Regions from separate parts of the Homo sapiens genome. Here region 1 is linked to region 2. Evidence: read pairs that join two places in POLR2A ChIA-PET (ENCODE). Cell type or tissue: PC-9. All regions are shown on one strand. Links, peaks and the distances in the headings refer to the core of each region. The heading gives the core; the rest is flanking DNA. Region 1 overlaps TBC1D19 (TBC1 domain family member 19). Region 2 overlaps TBC1D19 (TBC1 domain family member 19).

Region 1 (4,404 bases), core at 194-4,193, 160 kb before region 2:
CTCTTCTATACTATAAAGTCATAACATATCACATTAGTGGGTGAAATGACACCCTGAAGAACCAAATACAATTTGCCTATTAGGCTACATCAATGCCAATGTATCACTGTTTACTCCAATCTTTGTAATCACTGGCAGAGCAGATGTGAAGGGGGTGTCAGGGGTTGGAAGGAGATGGCACAGGAGGATGCAAGAGGAAGAAAGCCAAATGAAGGAGCCTAAGGAGGCGTGGTTAAAGATGGAGCGGACAGGTCCGGTGTGGTCACTCACGCCTGTAATCCCAGCACTTTGGAAGGCTGAGGCGGGTGGATCACTTGAGGTCAGGAGTTTGAGACCTGGTTGGCCAACGTAGTGAAAACCTGTCTCTACTAAAAATACAAAAACTTAGCCAGGTGTTATGGCGCATGCCTGTAGTCCCAGCTATTTGGGAGGCTGAGGCAGGAGAATCACTTGAACCCAGGAGGTGGAGGTTGCAGTGAGCTGAGATCGCATCACTGCACTCCAGCCTGGGTGACAGAGCCAGACTGCGTCAAAAAAAAAAAAAATAGCATGGGTAAGGCAGCCCGATGACCCTCAGTGCAGTGTTTTAACAAGCAGCCAAGAGCACAGCTTGGCAGAGAGGGGTCTGCGGAAGCAGCAAAGTGGGTGGTTGTCAACCAGGTCTGGCTTTGGGATTCAGATTCAGATCTACTGCCTAGAGCCACCTGTTTCAAATGAAAGGATCTGCTATGGCATGGTCCATTCATCTTTACAGACATAGTCTTAAACTATCAGGTTAAATGATAGAAATGCTAATGAAGTTGTGCATTCTTCATATATCATCTTCTACCACTTGACCTTAAAATGTCACATACAAACTAAGTACCAACAATATCCTTCATTTGCTTGGTGCTTTGCAGTTTAAAAAATTACTTTCAAATATAGTATTTTCTCATTTGGTCCTACAGGTCCTTACCTACCTGCAAGGTAAATGGAGAAGATACAATAAGTTCCTACCATTTGTTGCCAGTCCCTCAACCCCAGTTACAGATAAGAAAGCTTACATTATCTAGGGATTTACAGGAGGACCAAAATTCCCCCATCTGAGGACCAGAATTCTCCAATCTAGTGTACTAGACTATTACGTTGCCTCTTTTAAAAAAGCTAATGCATATTCTCCTAAAGAAAAAAGCCAAAGATGGGCATATCTGTATGCATGTGAACGAGATCATTTAAAACTCACTCTCTTCCTAATATTTAGCCATTTTCTCAGAGTAGATAATAGTCATGGGTGTGTGCTTGTCCTGTCAATTAATGTGCATTTGCAAACAAAGAATGACAAAGCATAGGATTATAACTGCATCACCTTCAAAAGCAATAAAATGGGGTTTATTAAGAATCAATCATGGAATAAATTATTATTCAGCTCTTAGTAAATCAACAAGCATTTTTCCTAATACATACTGCCAAAATAAAAGACTCATAAAATACATTTGGGTAAAACTGAATAAAATTCTAGGCAATCAATAAGCGTATCAATCTACTGATTTACAGTTTTAGTGAAGTGATCAGCATCTTAAATTTGAAACTAAAATCAAAGGACAATAGTTTTTGGACTTTTTACCCCACATACTATTATTCCATATTACAGAAATGGTAGGTCTTTAGGAAGTAATACAAAATAAGACCCTTCACTTATAATAAAGCCCAAAATAAGGCTGATGCCTTGCATAATGTCTGCAGTTTAGAATGAATGCCTACTACCTACTTTTAATCTCTCTCAGCTGCTCTGCCCTAGAAGTAAATCTTGTTAAACCAAGCTTCAGCAAAAGTGAATGGGGTTTTGACTCCTCATTCTCTTGGGTGTCTTCCTTGTATAGTTACAAAGTAACAGAAGCTGGCAACAAGCATCGGCAATGTCAAGTCTTCTAAGCAAGAGAAGGAAGGTTGAGAAGTGAAAAGGGATCACCTATAATTTTCTGACTTTCAGAGAGTCAAGCATAAAATATTGTCAAATGGAGACAATTGTATTCGACCTTCCCCAGTAGAGATGTTTAAAGAGAGAAATAAAATGGAGAGAAATGTAGAAAATCCCTGGGGTGTAAAAAGTTGCTTAAAACACCATTTAAGCAACTTTTGAATTCCTACTTAAAAACATTATCTTTTTCAAGTGTTCTCACACCCTACCCCACCCCTGGCTCTTAGTGAGGAGCAATTTATGAGACAAAACAATACATTATCTAGAGATAAATTTATAAACTGACATAAAAGAATTATCCAAGAAGCTACATTACCTCTTGAAGTTTATTACAGTATCTTTAGTTCTTATTGCATATATTATTACATGCCATTGACAAGTCAGGATTATATATATATTATAATATTATATATATAATGCTCAATTTAGCAGAAGTTGTGTTTATTGCTTCTCTCTTGAAAATCAGCAGCATGCGATGCAATATTTGGTGCAGAGTTATTGTTTCAAAAAGTGAGAAACTACTTAGGTTTAACTGAAGAGGGAACATGATCTTTATTGGCTTATATGCAAAGTTTCATTTTGGTTTTATGCAGAGTTTGCATAGTTCATGATTTGTTTCTAATGAAAAACTAGATGTGTTGCCAGTGACTGTGAAGAAGATCAGGTGACAGTAGCAAACAGAAAAATCTGAAGAAGAGGCATAACTTTTAAAGTAGAAAGGTCAGCAAGAACTGCCTGAAACAAAAAATAAAAAGAATTATTAATAGCAAAGCGAAGTCTATGAAATAAGGTAAACATAATTACAATGTAATTTTGACACTAAGCTCCTTCTTTGGATTTGTCCTAAATCTTAATACTAAAGCTACAACTTTCCTTCTCTTTTCAGAATATCTTAATGTTAGTACATGTGCAAAATGCTGAAATGTGCTGTAGAAAATAACCTGGATGTTAGCCTCAGTCTTCTTCAAATATACAAGGTAGCATGAGTTTATAACAGGTTTAACATTTCAACTTGCTTCTATAAATAAGCATACATTATGAATCCTAGTCCTGTTATTCTAGTGTAAGTAGTAACTGACTGCAGGAAATCATTTTGAGATGGAACTAATGTTTATTCAGTTACAAGATGCATAAACATCCTCTTCCCTTTAAACAAAAATGCAGGCAGCTATTTTAAGGAAAAATTTATATTTCTGTGAAAGATAACAAATAGAATAATACAGTAAACACTATTTAATTGAACCATATTTCAGGTATAAATTATACCACTGAAAAGAAATCAGCTTTAAATAATTAACTCACAATTTAAAATAACCAAAAAAGCCCATGTATCTTCACTATATCATCCAAATACATGCTCTTTAATTCTCTCAAGTGGTTTTTCTTCTGTGAAAATAATGCATGGACATGAACGATAAAAAAATGCAACATAAACCCCAATTGTTTCCATTAAAATTACCAGGTATCTGGTTTCCCATATGGTTATAATGGTTTCCTATAATAATCTTGTTTATTACTCCTTCATAAGAAGACTTTTCTCAAGTAATTAAAGAAATTTGAATCCTTAAGTATTATTAGCTCAGAACTTAACAGGTTTTACCCGAGTTAAAAAACCTGGCTACAAGTAACGCGTGTCCTATGCAACAGACACTAAAATGACAGCCTGGCAATCTCTCAGAAACTATTTCCATCCCATCTGAGTGAAACTTATCCTTACTTCAGCTGCAGCCAGTGATGTCACCTCCATCAGGTTCACTGCTCGGAAAGCAAACACGGCAGCTGCCAGCACTGGAAAAGAATGCACACTACTTCAACTGCTGGCCTACTCATCAGCCCGGCACGGTTACTGCTATGCTATGCCCAAAATCCACTGCACGGAAACTCAGAACTAGTGCTTTACACAACGGACCACACCCCCGCATTCTGAATTAAGGTCTTGTGATGAATGGAAATTGTCTGCTCTAGAGGACAGTGCCTGATGGCCAGACAAACTGAATACCACAGTTTTGAGAAAAAGGAAAATTCAGTGTTCTTAAAAAAAAGCCATTTTATAAGTTATTTCTTTCAGACCTACAACTTAAACCACTTTAAAATGGCATGAAGATCTAATGAGTTTTTTTTGTTTTTGTTTTTGTTTTTTGGTAGAGATGGTGTCTTACTATGTTGCCTAGGCTGGTCTTGAATTCCTGTGCTCAAGTGATTGTCCTGCCTCACCCTCCCAAAGTGCTGGGATTACATGGGTGAGCCACTACGCCTGGCCTAATGACTGTCTTACTGATTAAGGTTTATTTTGGTGCAGGTATTTCTTACTAATATAGTAGACAGACTTCTGAAACGTTATACAGAGGCTGAATTTTTAAACAGATTATGTTTCATATGTAACAAGGAGGTGTCCTGATAGAAACATGGCTTTAAAGCCTTTTCTTAAAAAATATTTTTATAATTTT
Region 2 (4,404 bases), core at 167-4,166:
GGTTTGTAGTTCTCCTTGAAGAGGTCCTTCACATCCCTTGTAAGTTGGATTCCTAGGTATTTTATTCTCTTTGAAGCAATTGTGAATGGGAGTTCACTCATGATTTGGCTCTCTGTTTGTCTGTTATTGGTGTATAAGAATGCTTGTGATTTTTGTACATTGATTTTGTATCCTGAGACTTTGCTGAAGTTGCTTATCAGCTTAAGGAGATTTTGGGCTGAGACGATGGGGTTTTCTAGATATACAATCATGTCATCTGCAAACAGGGACAATTTGATTTCCTCTTTTCCTAATTGAATACCCTTTATTTCTTTAACCTGCCTGATTGCCCTGGCCAGAACTTCCAACACTATGTTGAATAGGAGTGGTGAGAGAGGGCATCCTGTCTTGTGCCAGTTTTCAAAGGGAATGCTTCCAGTTTTTGCCCATTCAGTATGATATTGGCTGTGGGTTTGTCGTAAACAGCTCTTATTATTTTTGAGATATGTCCCATCAATACCTAATTTATTGAGAGTTTTTAGCATGAAGGGCTGTTGAATTTTGTCAAAGGCCTTTTCTGCATCTATTAAGATAATCATGTGGTTTTTGTCATTGATTCTGTTTATATGCTGGATTACAATTATTGATTTGCATATGTTGAACCAGCCTTGCATCCCAGGGATGAAGCCCACTTATCATGGTGGATAAGCTTTTTGATGTGCTGCTGGATTCGGTTTGCCAGTATTTTATTGAGGATTTTTGCATTGATGTTCATCAGGGATATTGGTCTAAAATTCTCTTTTTTTGTTGTGTCTCTGCCAGGCTTTGGTATCAGGATGATGCTGGCCTCATAAAATGAGTTAGGGAGGATTCCCTCTTTTTCTATTGATTGGAATAGTTTCAGAAGGAATGGTACCAGCTCCTCCTTGTACCTCTGGTAGAATCTGGCTGTGAATCCGTCTGGTCCTGGACTATTTTTGGTTGGTAAGCTATTTATTATTGCCTCAATTTCAGAGCCTGTTATTGGCCTATTCAGAGATTCAACTTCTTCTTGGTTTAGTCTTGGGAGAGTGTATGTGTCGAGGAATTTATCCATTTCTTCCAGATTTTCTAGTTTATTTGCGTAGATGTGTTTATAGTATTCTCTGATGGTAGTTTGTATTTCTGTGGGATCAGTGGTGATATCCCCTTTATCATTTTTTATTGTGTCTATTTGATTCTTCTCTCTTTTCTTCTTTATTAGCCTTGCTAGTGGTCTATCAATTTTGTTGTTCTTTTCAAAAAACCAGTTCCTGGATTCATTGATTTTTTGAAGGGTTTTTTTGTGTCTCTGTTTCCTTCAGTTCAGGCAGTTAATTTTTAAAGGACTCCAGCTCTTTCTCTTTCTCAAGGGGAATTGGGTTTCTTACATATAACTGAGTTTCTGCTTACACATTCTTTAATTTTTTTTAATTCCTGTTCCACAGTGGTGCGATCTCAGCTCCCTATAGCAGTTTTATTCATAAGTGCTAAAATTTGTATGCAACCAAGATGTCTATCAACAGGTGAATGCATAAACAAACTGTGGTACATCTATACAATAAAATATTACTAAACAGAAAAAAAAATCAGCTATCAAGCCACAAAAAGACAGAGAGGAACATTAAATGAATATTGCTAAGTGAAAGACACCAGTAAAATAACTACATACCACATAATTCCAACTATATGACATTCTTAAAAGCAAAACTATAGAGACAGTAAAAAGTGGTTGCCGGAGTCTCAGGGGGAAGGGAGGAATGAGCAGGTAAGCCACAGGGGATTTTTAGAATACTGAAACTATTCTGTATGATACTGGAATTGTGAATACATAAATACAGGACACCATGTATTTGTCAAAACCCACAGTAGCCATGTACATGGGTGAACACCTGGAATTCCAGCTACTTAGGAGACTGAGTCAGGAGGATCCCTTGAGCCCAGGAGCTTGAGACCAGCCTAGCGAGACAAACATAGCAAGACACTGACTCACAAAAAAAAAAAAAAAAAAAAAAAAAAAAAAACAGACCTGCAAGACAAAGAGTGAACCTTAATGTAAACCATGAACTTTAGTTAATAATAACGTATCAATATTAGTTCAACTGAAACAAATGTACCACACTAATGCAAGATGTTAATAATAGATGAAAATTGTGCAAAGGAGAGGGATAAATGGAAACTACTTTCTGATCAATTTTTCTGTAAATCTAAAGTCTATTAATTTAAAAATATTCTCAAATAGAAAACTGCAGACACAGGCTTCATTGAAGAATTCTTCCAAACATTTAAAAAATAACAAATCTCATAACACTCTTATGGCAAATAAAATTTTAAAAGGGAGGCAGCACTTCCCTACTCATTTTATGAGGCCAGCATAACCTTGATATAAAACGTGACAAAGATGGTTACAAGGAAGGAAAATTACATACCAATCATTCTCACGACATTATAGCAATATTTATACCCTAATTCTTGGAGTTCTGTTAGCTCCACTGTAGAAAGCCACTATAAAAGAATGTCACCCCCAGCCAAATAAGAAAAACAGTACAATATTCAAAAATCATACATTCTGAACCCATCAGTAAACTGAAGCTATAAGACAACCAAGTGAATTAAATTCCAAGTAGTAACAAGCTCCTTCAAGGACAAATGAGATTCTAAACTACTTCACCTTTGGCAGAGCACAGGAGGAAAAGGAAGCTACCATACAAGACAGTAAGAAATGAACTAAAATGTTAACTATCATAGACAAGATGTAGGCTAGTGTGTCGGTTTGGAATAATTTTGGAACCCAAAATGCAAGGGGAATTCACACACATTTGCATAGTCTTTTCCATAGGTCTATGCCAGGTGCCCATACAAAAGACTGAGAGCAGAAATCTACAAAGAGCACTCTGGTGGCACAGGTGTGCAAAACGAGATAGGCTGCCACTGCAGGACAAGCATAAAACTGCTACCTTGGCCAAACTCTCCTCTCATCTGAAGCAAAGGACTAAAAACACTGGGGAAGGTTCAGAAACCCTCCCATTCTGAAGACAAGGCAGTAATTCACTGCTTTTGGGGGTGGGATAGATACAAAAACCCTCAACCTCATAGGAAAATAAGAAAACTCTCTTGGGCCCAGGATCCTACAACAATACAAAGCAGAGGTAAATTAGCACTAGGGCAGGGCAGGTATGGGTCTTTCACTCAATACCACAGACACAAGGCAGAACTGGGCTGCCAAAGGGATAAGGGGATGGAACATGCCAAAGCTGGGAAAGCTCCACATCCAAGGATAAAGCACATGGACTGAGTCAGAAAAACAGATGACTCCTGCACCTACTGTGAGCCCAGGACTGAATAACAAACAACAGACTTCTGCTGGGGACAAGAGCACAAAGAGAGATCTCCCCCTGAGGAACAGGCAAGGAGACAGAAGAAAGTCAAGGATGTAGTAGAAACAATGAGAAAAACTCTGTAGTACCCTAAGATCTATGCCAAGCACAAAGTAACAGCAGTCTACTACTGGGTTTTGTTGTTGTTGTTGTTGTTGTTTGTGTTTTTGAGATGGAGTCTCGCTCTGTCCCCTAGGTTGAAGGGCAGTGGCACGATCTTGGCTCGCTGCAACCTCCACCTCCCGGGTTCAAGCAATTCTCCTGCCTCAGCTTCCCGAGTAGTTGGGATTACAGGAATGCACCACCACACCTGGCTAATTTTTGTATTTTTAGTAGAGACAGGGTTTCACCATGTTGGCGAGGCTGGTCTCAAACTCCTGGCCTTAAGTGATTTGCCCACCTCAGCCTCCTAACTACCTCTAGTTTCAAAGGAATCTGAAGCCTGTGATATACTGAAGGTAATGACAACAATAACAAAACCCAAACCCAGCTTGATCCTTGTCTATATTGACTGAAGCCCCTACACTCAGTAAGGATATAGAATACTGAAACAAAATTGCCTACTAGACCTAATTGACAATTATGGAACAGAAACAGCAGAATAAGCATGCTTTTCAAGTACATATGAAACAAACAAGATAAAACATATTCTGGATCATAAAAGTAAGTAAACAGCTAAAATCATACATATTTTATTCTTGACCATAAGAGAATTAAACTAGAAATCAATCAGAGAAAGATAGTGGTAAACAACACATTTATAAATAACCCATGGGTTATTAGAACCCATAAAATCACAAGAGAATTTTTTTAAATTTTAATTGGGTGAAAATGGCAATAGACTATATCCTAATTTATAGACACAGATAAACCAGTACATAGAAAGAAATTTAGAGCATTTAATTAGAAGAGAATAAAGGTCTCAAATCAAAAATTTAAATTTCACCTAAATAGCTTTAAAAATGCAAATTAAATCCAAAGCAAGCAGAAAAAAATAATAAAGGAAAAAAATCAGAGCGATTGAAAACAG

The links. Peaks named below come from ENCODE experiments on the same cell type or tissue, not always from the same donor. Only the 100,000 strongest peaks of a DNase experiment are listed, where the experiment ranks them.
Region 1: POLR2A ChIA-PET joins it to region 2 with 6 read pairs; 2 of 35 experiments call an interaction of 5 or more read pairs at or near these places.

Annotation. Positions count from the first base shown.
Region 1 is chr4:26,753,161-26,757,564 of GRCh38, reverse strand. TBC1D19 (TBC1 domain family member 19) reads right to left here. Exons shown (of 21, transcript NM_018317.4): 20 at 3,675-3,745; 21 at 1,342-2,692. The coding sequence ends at 2,618. Among named protein-coding and RNA genes, the nearest start is that of STIM2-AS1, 110 kb to the left of the region's middle. In PC-9, for the core only: no CTCF peak of the experiment used is centred there; no DNase peak of the experiment used is centred there.
Region 2 is chr4:26,588,414-26,592,817 of GRCh38, reverse strand. All of the region lies in intron 1 of TBC1D19 (TBC1 domain family member 19), which reads right to left. Among named protein-coding and RNA genes, the nearest start is that of TBC1D19, 6.5 kb to the right of the region's middle. In PC-9, for the core only: no CTCF peak of the experiment used is centred there; a DNase peak (open chromatin) is centred at 1,987.